3 separate regions of the Homo sapiens genome follow, and regions 1 and 2 are each linked to region 3. The links are chromatin contacts, found by Hi-C or POLR2A ChIA-PET in ENCODE. All regions are on one chromosome and are shown on one strand. Each heading gives the region's core, a stretch centred on a gene start or an enhancer-like site at or near the end of the contact. The rest is flanking DNA. Distances are from core to core; before and after follow the strand shown. Region 1 overlaps KLHL29 (kelch like family member 29). Region 2 overlaps KLHL29 (kelch like family member 29). Region 3 overlaps KLHL29 (kelch like family member 29).

The links. A loop is a pair of places that touch in the nucleus more often than their neighbours do. ChIA-PET counts read pairs that join two places held with the same protein, here RNA polymerase II (POLR2A). Pooled maps may share reads with other maps.
Region 1: a map of gastrocnemius medialis shows a loop between it and region 3 (11-fold over the local background). The contact joins two enhancer-like sites. A Hi-C loop is called at or near these places in 2 of 168 maps with a recorded cell type or tissue (gastrocnemius medialis and heart left ventricle) and 5 of 50 pooled maps. POLR2A ChIA-PET finds 5 or more read pairs at or near these places in 2 of 52 experiments (CD8-positive, alpha-beta memory T cell and endothelial cell of umbilical vein).
Region 2: a map of psoas muscle shows a loop between it and region 3 (2.1-fold over the local background). The contact joins two enhancer-like sites. A Hi-C loop is called at or near these places in 3 of 168 maps with a recorded cell type or tissue (esophagus muscularis mucosa, gastrocnemius medialis and psoas muscle) and 3 of 50 pooled maps.

Annotation. Positions count from the first base shown.
Region 1 is chr2:23,561,092-23,564,873 of GRCh38, forward strand. KLHL29 (kelch like family member 29) reads left to right here. Exons shown (of 14, transcript NM_052920.2): 3 at 1,061-1,390. The coding sequence starts at 1,106. Among named protein-coding and RNA genes, the nearest start is that of LINC02923, 180 kb to the left of the region's middle. RefSeq lists a silencer at 2,942-3,303. Within about 2 kb of position 2,277, at least 15 of the 41 ENCODE cell types and tissues checked have a DNase peak (open chromatin) inside an H3K27ac peak, as active enhancers do; they include gastrocnemius medialis, where a contact is called at or near this core.
Region 2 is chr2:23,583,015-23,586,840 of GRCh38, forward strand. All of the region lies in intron 3 of KLHL29 (kelch like family member 29), which reads left to right. Among named protein-coding and RNA genes, the nearest start is that of LINC02923, 200 kb to the left of the region's middle. Within about 2 kb of position 1,302, at least 6 of the 41 ENCODE cell types and tissues checked have a DNase peak (open chromatin) inside an H3K27ac peak, as active enhancers do; they include gastrocnemius medialis and psoas muscle, where a contact is called at or near this core.
Region 3 is chr2:23,423,295-23,427,428 of GRCh38, forward strand. All of the region lies in intron 1 of KLHL29 (kelch like family member 29), which reads left to right. Among named protein-coding and RNA genes, the nearest start is that of LINC02923, 38 kb to the left of the region's middle. RefSeq lists an enhancer at 2,294-2,794. Within about 2 kb of position 2,722, at least 13 of the 41 ENCODE cell types and tissues checked have a DNase peak (open chromatin) inside an H3K27ac peak, as active enhancers do; they include gastrocnemius medialis and psoas muscle, where a contact is called at or near this core.

The sequences.
Region 1 (3,782 bases), core at 1,027-3,526, 140 kb after region 3:
CCCAGGGCTGTGGGTGTGATGCAGACCCCTACCCTAACCCACCACCACTTGTGCCCTGGCACTGCCATGCCCTCTCCCCTCTGTCTCTGCCTCTCCATGGCCTCTGAGACCGACAGCTTCCCCTGCGTCTTTACAGCGTTCTTGACCGAGAGTAACACCAGGCCCTGGATGGGCAGGGAACCAGGCAAGTCATGGTAATACTGAGCAAAATGCAATCTTTGGTGATTCAGAAGCCCTTCCAAGTATCATGGTGTGTCCAGGTCTCCATGACAACATGGAAGGGCCTTATGCTCAGAGGCTCAGGAGAGCTGTGTGGGAGATAGTCTGGTTAACAGAGGCCAGGGTACTCCGGGTCTCTGATGCCGCCCGAGATCAAATCATAGGGCTGTGATTATGAAAGGGAACTCAACTCCTGGAGGCTAACACCCTTTGCGACTTGAGTTGTGCATTTAGCTAGGATCTAAAGGCTGGGGATCCTGGACTCTTTATCACTTTCTAGTACTCGAACCTCAAGGGATAACTTATTCTCAGTGAGGTCCCTCGACCCTCAACTGGGAACCATCCATGCCCTGCCGCCTCACAGGCTACTGTAGGAGGAAGAGAGATTTATGTAAAGGGCTTTGTCCACTATAAAGTGAGTCTGCACACGTGGGTGGCCGCATCCTATCACGTGTTGGAGGAAAACACGTCCTGAGGAGTTCACGGCTCTTTTTTCACGGTGGGGTGGGAGGGGATAAAGTCCCATCCATAATTAAAATATGCACATTTGTGTCATTCAGGGCAGTGAGATGTGGCAGAACAAACAGTATCACTTTTAACTGTGACTGGGTTCAAATCCTGCCTACTTACTTTGGCCACGTGATCCTGGGCAAATTGTGTATTCCTTGTCTGTGAAGTGGGGCTAATTAATGATCCATGCTTTGTGGGCTAGCGTGACTCTGAAATGAGCTAATGTTTGAAGGCCTGTTATTGAACCCAGAGAAGGGGCTTCATGGATGCTGTCAGTTGTCGCTGCCTGCTCCAGTCCTAAATCACCCTTCTCTCCACCCTGTCACCACAGGTCCGGGCTCTGTTTCCCTGTGAGAAGCCGCCTCGGCCCACCGAGATGTCCCGGCACCATAGCCGCTTCGAAAGAGATTACCGGGTGGGCTGGGACCGCCGCGAATGGAGCGTCAACGGGACGCATGGGACCACCAGCATCTGCAGTGTCACCTCGGGGGCCGGTGGCGGCACAGCCAGCAGCCTCAGCGTCCGGCCCGGCCTCCTGCCGCTGCCCGTGGTGCCCTCCCGGCTGCCCACCCCGGCTACAGCTCCTGCTCCCTGCACCACCGGCAGCAGCGAGGCCATCACCAGCCTCGTGGCCAGCTCTGCGTCTGCGGTCACCACCAAGGTAAGATGTGGTGTCATCTCTGAGCAGGAGCCGGACAGAGGGGCCCTGCCTCCCTGCAGGCTCAGGCCAGCCCCACAGGCTCCTGTGGGGCAGCCTGTGCTCCACGCCCCGAGTCCTCCAGAGTCTTGTCCTTCCAGGACCTGGGCCTGGAAACTGTTTGCGAGCATTCATGCGGGTTTTATTATCCATGAAGTCTTTCTCTGTGACTAACTTGTAGGAAGACAAGCAGGTGCTGAGGCCACTCATTGTCCTATGCCATGTTGATTAGATGCTATTAATGAGTGAAGTAACAGTGGACCTCCAAGATGGCAATATGGGGTTCCTAAATAGATAAATTGAGACCATGCAAGCATCCCTGGGGGTGCCAGTAACTTGGGTGTGCAAGAAGATACTGACAAGCAGTAACAGTCATAAAGGGTGATAAACCCACACTTTATTAACCACTGGGCCTCGTGTTCTCATATCCGTTGTCTCTTCTGAGCCTTGCCACAGCACGGTGAGGTCAGTACTTTTATCATCCCTGCCTTACAGTTGAGGACACTGAGGCACAGCAAGGGCTCAGTAGGCCTTCTAAGGGCTGGTCCAAGGCTGTGGGACCTTTCTGCAGAGGACCCAGGACTTGTCCCCACAGCTGGCTTCAGGGATGTCAGCGCCAGGTCATTCCCGTTTCTTTCAGAAGAGGTGGCTCCAGCCTTGGGAATGGCAACAGAGGCCAACCTGTGTTGCTGAATGGAATGTGGAAAACAGTGTTGCCAAGGCTCTTGCTTGGCCTTGGGCTGAGCTCGTCCTCCATCGTGCTGGCTGCTCGGAGCCCCTCAGGCAGCCTGAGTCCTGGAGGGCCGGGCCCCTGGCCATGGCTGTGGTAGGAAGGCCATCGGTCCCCATCCTGCTTCCTCACCGAGCAGGGGCTGTGCAGGCTGCCTTTGCCTCTGCTGGCCATTCGGAGCTGCCTCCCAGGAGCCCCCTTGGGGCAGTGTCCGTGTACATGCGTGTATGTGCCTGCATGCGTGTGTGTGTGCATGAGTGTATGTGTGTGCACATGTGTGTGTGTCTAGGCTTTTCTTTTCCTGCTTTCAGAAAAGTTGCCAGAGAAGTTAAAGGCGGGGAGCCCCAGCCCGGCCATTGTGAGGTGGCTGTGGTGCTGGAAAGCCGCGCTCCAGGTGTGCTGCGCCTTTGTCTCCTGGTTTTCAAAACTCCCTTTCAGCCCTGCTTCCCATTAATAACTGTGAGTGTTGCCGGCCACAGAGCCTGGCAGAGGCTGAGACAATGGAGCTATTGGAGGCTGGCTCGGAGCGCACTGACATCTTGCTGCAGTGCCTTATTGATTTTATTTTCCTGTTATGAAAACACCACCCCACTGAGGCGGGGAGGGAAAGAATGTTGGACAGGGGAGAGGAGATGGAGGATTATTTGGGCACGCTGCCCCCAGGCCAGCCAAACACATTCCTCCCCTGGGCGCCAGCCCGAGCGCTGGTCTGACTCAGTGACCTCTGCCCAGTAGGGCCAGCCGCTGGACCTGCTGGCCACATCTGGCAGGCGCTCTGCAGGGCCAGCTGTTGGCCATATGGAGAATGGCAGCCGCTGGAACCGACTGCTCGGGGCTCCAGGTGGGAGAGAGAGGCTGGGCCCGGAGGCCGTCTTGAAAGTGTCTGTCCTTTTAAGGATACATGCCTTTGTAGGGATGGTGTTGGGCTGCTCTGGGGGATGAAGTGGAGGGGCTCGGTGCTGGGGCTCCCCCACAGGGCTGTGCTGCCTGCAGAGCTCCCGCTTTGCTCCAGAGTGGCTTGATATTCACCATCCTTGACTGGCCTGATCCCAAACCACAGCCACATGAGAGGAAGGGAACCCAGTCTCAGACAGAAAACAACAGCTGGGGCAAGGACTGGGCAGGGTGGCCAGGAGGGGGAGAGGGGGCGAAAGTTCATTCCTGTGAGGACAGCCCGCTCCTTGGCATGTCACAACAGAGGAACTGAATTCTGCCTCCAGCCCGGCCTGTTTCCTGCAGGGGCTTGTTTGATTCCCCGGATTAAGCCCTGGTCCCTTGGTGCCCAGGAGCACTGGGTGGGGGGAAGGGAGGACAGCAGTGCTGGCTTCCCGAGCACCCCTGGCAGATTTGGGCCACAGTGCCTTCCCGCCGTTCTAGCCTGGCTCCTGCCCACCCAGAGGCCTGTCCCCTAGCCTATGTGTCTGACCCCGTGCCAAGACCACATCAACTGATGGGCAGGCCCGGGCCCAGGTATTTGCGGTTTCCCCGGTCAACAATGTGGGTCTTTACTGAGCAGGCAAGAGCTGGCTGGCTCTTGCCCTCGGGGAGCTCACGGCTCCTTGTGTATAACAAATCTGTGGCCTGGACAGTGTGACCAGATGACCCAAGAATGTCTCTCCCCCTGAA
Region 2 (3,826 bases), core at 52-2,551, 160 kb after region 3:
CCACGTGAAGACGGAGCAGAGATGAATGATGCCACCATAAAGCAAGGAATGCCTGGAGCCACCAGAACTGGAAGAGGCAAAGGACCCTCCCCTGGAGCATCCAGAGGGGGTGTGGCCCTGCTGACAGCTTCACTTCAGACTTCGGACCTCCCAAACTGTGAGAAGGGACCTTTCTGTCCTGTAAGCCACCCACTGTGTGGTCGTTTGTTGCCGCAGCCCCAGAAAAATGATACCCCATGGACACCCCATGGAAGGGTCTCTTCCTAGCATCTCCTTCAAGAAGGTCCATCCGCGTGGGACTGGATTTTTGCAAAACATGCTCTTGATGCTGTGAGTTTAATCCAGGAGCAGCAGGCTGACCTGCTGACCTCGTCTCTGCTGAGTTGAAATGAAACACCATCACACCTTCTTCCTTGGTGTCGAAAAATGTTTCTACAAGCTTCCTAATGATCACCTGCCTGCTTCCTATAACATATGGACTCCAATTTGGAAAAGTTTCAAAGGGCGATTAAAGCGAGAAGCTCTAGTACTCCCATGTCCCTCTCAGAAGGGAAGGAGCTGGGTGCGTCATTTACGTGCAGTGGTGTCTCCAAGGAGGGGCAGACTTGTGAGTAGGATCAGACACTCGATGTGGCCTCCATTTAAAGGGAGCCGACATTGGGACTCTTACGTAGCTGGAGTAAGAAAATGGAAACAGACGTGCTGTACTGGTTATAACCCTCACAGAAAGCTCTTGATCAGACTCAGAGAGCATCAGGGAAATTCTTTAAATCAAAAAACCACATAAGCCAAATAAAAGCTCCAAGCCCCAACCACTCCCCTCTTCTCACAGACTTTAATTCAGAAGAAAATTCTCTTTGCTGCCATCTCTGCTCCTCTTTATCTTGTTGTAATTGAAAGGAGAAAAAGTGGGCAGATTCATGGACTCGGACACTCCTTCCCGTTAAAGACTGTGCTTTGACTGTGTTATTGCCAGCAGGTCATTTTATAGAATTCCAGGAAGGAACTGGTTCCAGTGATCCACGGTGGGCCTTCTAGAGACAGAAGGGCTCCACAAACCCACCTGCCTGGAGGAAACTATACCCAAATGTCAGCCGAGGCTTATGGGCCTATTTTAGAAGATGAGCGATCCCCAGGCAGGCTCCAGCCGGCCTCCCAGGTCTGTGCCGTGTTTTTCTCCAGCTGCTCCCCTGGGCCTGGGTATGAAATTAGATGGCAGCCCACTGTTTACCCAGCTGTTGCTGGTGCCCAGAGCCCATACCGGGGCAGGCGGCGGTGCTGCTCAAAGGATATTTATTCCTTAACCGCCCAGGGACTGGGGGCAGAGCTGCGTACCCTGCTCCTGGAAACAGGCACCCTCCTCCCAGCTTCGCCCTCTGGGGATTAGAATGGCAGAAACTCTGGGACTAGGGAGGATCCAAATTTGGAAAGTATTGGCTCTGCCCAGCGGTGTTCATGCTCGTAATTTACGTCTTGGAAGTGATTTAATAACTTGAGTTTAATTTCTTTGGAGGAACATGGCAACAGCCTGAGCTCATCACGTCCCTCCAAGCCTTTGGCGACATTGTAATCCCAAACTGGCAGTGCTGGAGAAAGTGCCTAGACTTACTCTGGGCACAGAGGCTGGGGCGGAGGGGGGCGGTGCCCATGAGGGACAGAGGAAGTCAAGAGGCCCAGCACTTTGTCTAGGAAGTTTTACTCAGCCTTTATTTTATTTTATTTATTATTATTTCTTGTTTTGAGACAGAGTCTTGCTATGTTGCCCAGGCCGGAGTGCAATAACACGATTTCAGCTCACTGCAACTTCCGCCTCCCAGGTTCAAGCGGTTCTCCTGCCTCAGCCTCCTGAGTAGCTGGGATTACAGGCGCCTGCCACCATGCCCAGCTAATTTTTGTATTTTTAGTGGAGAAGGGGTTTCGCCATGTTGGCTAGGCTGGTCTCGAGCTCCTGACTCAGGTGATCCACCCACCTTGGCCTCCCAAAGTGCTGGGATTACAGGCATGAACCACCACCGCCAGCCTACTCAGTCTTTAAAATAAGGAGATTATGCAGAAGACACAGACCGTAGTACCAGACCCCAAGAGCAGGAAACGGCTGTCAGATTGGGTACACACCCGAGTGGGCTGAATGAACAGGCTCTGTCGGCCTAATCTGCAAGTGACTGCTCGCCAAGAAACCACACCTGTAAAGGTTAGGGCAGTACTCCCACGTGCTCGGCAACATGGCAGCTGAAATCGGTATAAGAAAGGAGATGGATTACAGGAGGTGGAATCCGTTACTGAAAGATTCTTGGAGTCTAGCGGTGATAGCTGCAGCTCACTGCTAACCGGGAGATTTATGTGACAAGATTATCAATGGTATTAAGCACATTTAGAAGAGAGGATTATACCTACTCCTGGGTCAGTTCTGTGCCACCAGGCCCTGTTCTGGCCAGCGTGTTAACAGATGGACTGCCGGCTGCATGAAGGTGAAGCTAAACATTTGCACAGTCACGAGAAGAGGGGAGGCTCAGATGATGAGTTCATTGCTGGGTGGCTAAGTTCAAATCCAAGGGAAGGATCTGGTTTTGGGTCTCTGCCAAATCCTAGGAAAGATCTATTTCCACCTCCTCCCTTTCTGCCCCCCAGGCTCCCCACCACCATGCCCACCCCTGCCAGCCTGCCCAGATTTTTGGCTTGGTGAACTCCCTCACCAAGGGGAGGGGACCCATATGTAACTAGAAGCAGGAGGGCGGTGTCGGAGGCTCCAAGGGGTGATAGGAAGGAAACAGTGCCAAGCCCACCAGCCGCCCTCCCAGAAACGAACTTCCAAGCAATAGCAGACTCTGCTCCAGAGAAGGAGAAGCACTTTATTTGCTCTACCACCGGGGAGAGTTTAAAATTAGACCAGGCGAAGCTCAGGAGGATATGCTGTTGGGAGCAGTTCTGGTGGCCTTTGGAAGGGTTGGCTGGGATGTGGCTGATGGGCTTTTTTCATTCCCAATGTTTAAGCCTAGCCTGGAGCCAGGACTATGCAGAACGAGAGCACACAGAAGGCCTCTGGGGAGGCTTAACTATCTAGGGACACCTCTCAGCCCTGTGTCAGGAATTGTTGCAGAACCCTTGAAGTAAGCAGAGCTTAAATGGAGTGTGACCTCAGAAAATGCTACTTAAAAAAAATTGTGGTAAGCGATACATAAAATAAAATTTGCCATTTTAAAGTGTACAATTCAGGGGTGTTTTGTACATTCCTAAGGCTGTGGGACCATCACCACTATCTAGTTCCAGAATGTCTTTATCACCCCAAAAGGAATCCCCATACCCATTAAGAGCAGCCTCCCCCCCATTCCTTCTACCTAAAAGCATTACTTTTTTTTTTTTTTTTTTTTTTTGAGACGGACTCTTGTCCAGGCTGGAGTGCAATAGCGTGGTCTCAGCTCACTGCAACCTCCATGTCCTGGGTTCAAGCAATCCTTCTGCCTCAGCCTCCCAAGTAGCTGGGATTACAGGCACCTGCCACCATGCCCGGCTAATTTTTGTATTTTTTAGTAGAGATGGGGTTTCACCATGTTGGCCAAGCTGGTCTTGAACTCCTGACCTCAGGTGATCCGTCCACCTGGGCCTCCCAAAGTGCTGGGATTACAGGCATGAGCCACCGCGCCCGGCCAGCGTTACTTTTTAAAGTAAGGATCGGGGGATGACCTCAGGAAACGTCCATTTAGCTGATGTTGGGGAGGGAGAAGCCCTTGTGCTTGAGCTTAGCCCCTCCTTGGTGCCCCTCAGCCTCGAGAGGGCTGCCTGCCCCTCTCCCTTAGCACACGCCGCATTGTAGTTAGTTGTCTAAATG
Region 3 (4,134 bases), core at 1,472-3,971:
TCAGCCTGGCCGACTGACCTCCCGGGCCTGACCTCCCCAGGCCGTGCCTCCCACCCCAGGGTCTTCTCTCTTCACCGAAGGGGTCCCTTCCGCCCTGCCCTGAGAGCTGCCCTGCGCGGGCTGTCCCCTGCTTTGTCTGCATTTGCATTCAAATCCTCTCTGAGAACTTCTTAAGCAGTGTCACAGTCCGTGCCTTGTCCTCTCAGATTCTCAAACGACTTAAAGCAGAGCTCTGGGCTGGTGTTTCTCTCAAAGGGAAATGGCCTCTGTGATTTCTGGAGTGCGTCATTCCCCTACGACTTGGCGGGTCTGTTGCTGGCCATGGGGTCAGTCAGAGAGGCCTAGCCTCAGCCTGGCGGGCGGGGGTCCTGTGGGAACACCATTCCATTCTCCATGGGCTCAGGGGGTGCGGTGTGGGATCTCGCTGGTCCTCCTGGGCCTCAGCTGGTGCCCCGGGGCCTCCCCTTGAGCTCCTTCTCCATCCTGGAGTGTCCTAGCCAGGTAACCCCAGCACAACGATGTGTCCGCATAGGCCAGGCTCCTCCACCACACATATGAAACAGCAGCAGTGTGTCTTTCTCCCTGAAGACGAGCAGGGAGCTTTGTCACAGGTTGCACGGCTCCAATCTCTCCCCGACCCCATTCACCATCCTTAGTGGCTTCGCTGGAGCATCCGCTCTCTCTCCCTTCCTGCCCAGCTGTCCACCTGTCACACCCAGCACAGCCCTGAGGTGCTGCCTCTTCACACGTGGCTCCCTGAAGGACAGTGGGGCTCTTGCTCCTTTTCTTGTAATAACAGCACCATCCACCACTCCTCTCTGAGGAACGGTGGGTAGAACCGATACTTCTAGAACAAGTGCTTGGGGCTTACTGCTATCAAAGGTGGGAAATGCATCAGATTTAAATTACCTATTGTAAAAGTCAGCCAATAATTCCTTACATAGTTTCCCCTAATATGGAACTTTGGGAGCCTCTGAGTGTGCACGTGTGCATGTGTGTGCGTGGGCGGGTGCATTTGCGTGTGCATGTTTCCTGTGAGAGAATGCATGGCGAACGGAAATCAGACTCGGTCACCATTTGGTTTATCTCCTTGGTTCACTTTGACTGCTCTACACTGTTAAATTGTTTCTATTATTTGTCATCTATGCTTTCATTTATAACCAAAGTGGACCGCTTTGGCTATAAAAAGTGACAAAGACAGGAAACATAAAAAACATTTATGTGGAGCCACCCCAAGTTAATGAGGAGCCTAAGAATGATAATTCTGCAAATTTGCCTCAAGGTTGTTTTTACCAGATCCATAAGTTGTGATCATCTATCTGATCCAAGTTCTTATATAGGTCATCTAAATGTCTTTAGTACATCAAATGAGAGGAAGAAAGAAGGGTGTGGGGGGCAGATAATACAGAGATAATTTAACCAGCTTGCCTTTTATTGATTAGAAAAAATTATTACCAGCAATGTGTTATTTGGAAGAAGGACTTATAAATCTCTCTCCGAATCTCGCTTTATCTCATCATTTAGATAACATTTGAACATTACTAAAACACTGCAGTTGATTTTCCTTACGCTCAAAAATGCACGAATTCTAACGATCGGGTCACAAAAGCAGTTTTTATCTATTTTTAAAGCTGATGCACATAATTAAGTTTCAATTATGTTTTAGATATGTTGGTCCCCAAACCAAAATGTCATTTTTTATTTGTCAACAAATCAGTCTTTCCTTGCACAACTAATTTAAAGGAAATGAAATGTTGTGTATAACGTTAAATGGGAAAATGTTGAAATGTGTCTTTATATATAATGAACGTTATTAAAAAATGGTCTTTTAATGCTCATTTAATATAATCCTTGAATAATATACTCATATAAAATATTTAACTAAAAATCTTTTTTACCATAAGCCATGCAAAAATGATAAAATGATTTTTTTTAATTGTAGGGGGTTTGTGAAATTATAGATTACTGTGAAAGGAGTTCATTAGTCAAAAACAGAATTGGAAATGCTGATCTAGAGACACAAAGCCCAGGGATTTCAGGAGGGAGCTGGAGAAGGGGAGAGAAGTGAGGGTGGGGAACAACCAGTCCCCGCCTGCTAAGGAATGTATGGCTTCCTCCTTGGGCGCCAGCAAATACCTCTCTCTCCAGGGCCGGCCAGACCAGGGTCCCATAGCAAATGCCAAAAGCTAGCCAGAGGTGAGGGCATTTAGGAGTGTTGCCTTTGAGTTCATCCTTCAAAGAACGCAACGCTGGGCAGGTAGCAGGGTGAGCCCCCTGCCTGCGTCCTACCCTGGTGTGGGGATAGGGAGTGAGCTGGAGACACAGATGAAAGGAAGCCAGTGTCCCCCCAGACTGCAGCCCCGAAAGGAGCAGCCCTTGGCTGATCCCCGCTAAGCTGCTTTGCCAGCTTGCCTTAGATTAGACTGGGTGTACTGGGTGCAGGCGACATCATTTCTGAGAACTGGCTGTCACATGACTTGGCAGAACAATAGCAGCCAGGTGGAATTTTGTTCCTTGTACCATTTGTGAGCACTGGAAGGACCACAGGACAATAGTGATCCAGGCTGGGTCTCTTTCTTCATAGGGCACAAATCAAAGCCCAGAGAGGTGGGAAGAGGCCGCCCAGGGCCTCAGGGTGGCCAAGAGCATGCTGTGTATACATTCTCCCAGGCTCCCATGTGTGCATTCTTCCAGTGTTCTGGGACAAGGGTGTGTGCCATTTCAAAGATACTGATCACAGAGGATGACTGCACCCTTCCCATGCCTGGGGAGTGCCTTTGAGGTGGGGAGATGGCCTCAGGGTCATGGGAAAGGCTCTTGGGAGGGACAACTGGGTTCTGGAAGGCTGTGGGAAGCGGGGAGGAGGGGATGAGTAGGGCAGAGGGTTAACTTACGCAACAGCAGAAACCATTCTACTGTACTCAGGCTCTGCAGGTGTTTTGTGACCCTCCTGCAGGAACATTTATTTGTATCTGTTCCAGCTGGTTGACCTGCCACAACCCATCCTCAAATGTATCAATCCAAGGTACTATTATTTATGGAATCATTGACTCATGAGCTCCCCAGGGCTCCCCTGCCAAGTGACTTCCCGGCGGCCACTGGTCACCTCCAGGAGCAGGAGCTCCTAGCCCAACTGAGGGGAGGCCCCTCTTCCATCAGCTTTTCCCCTCCAGTTCTGGTTCTTTCTGCCCCTCGGGGTCTCCCAGTGCGCACCTGGTCCGCCTGCTACAGGAAGGCCTTTCAGGCATGTAAAGAAGCAAAGACACCCTCCCCGCTGCTGCAAATAAACGCCCAATCTGCAAGAATGTCTCCTGCCCTGGCTCACACATACTTTTCATGTACTTTTGGCATCTGAGTCACGTCTCTAAATGGGCTGCAGTTTGTCAACATCCCATGGAAAGTATGGCCCGAGAATCCAGTGCAGCACTCAGAGCCGTGACTGGGACAGCAAAGGGCCAGGTTGCCAGCTCTTTCTGCCAAGGTCTCAGTGCACAGCTGGACCCAGCCTCAGCTGACAGCTCTTCTGGAAGCTTCTGTGTTCTAGCGGGGGGTGATACAGTCTGCCATGAGGGTGAAGTACACATGACGCACCCTGAAATCTAACCTCTAACAGAGCCACATGTGTCATTCAGAAAAGAACATTGCTTTCAAGGCCTTTTCTTATTCTAACCAGAAAAGTGATAGCACTCTTTTATAGAGTGATGTGGATTTGAGCCATTAAACGATTTGCTTACTGATACCCAGGCCTCTTGATCTGGCATTTCATATCCCAGGTGACCGCTGCATGGTGCCTCTGAATGTCCCTACTCTTTTTCCCAAAACAGTACCTAACAGGAGCTCAGGTCTCCTGACTCCACAAGAAGGTGCTGGCTAATTGCACAGCCGAAAACTGTGCAAGAGCCAGTTTGAAAGGGGGCCACACGTTGATCATTCTGGGCTGAATATTTTTGCGGCGTTCTATATTTACACCAAAATGGAGGTGAACTTAACAATACGGTGTTACCACAGGAAATGAATGAATCTGTCAAAAATCACTCTTTTACTGAATGACTTCTTTAACCTGAGCTGCCAGAAAAGTCTCTCACAGTGGGAAGTCATGCTTTAGATGGTGTGTCCTGATGAAAAATTGATATT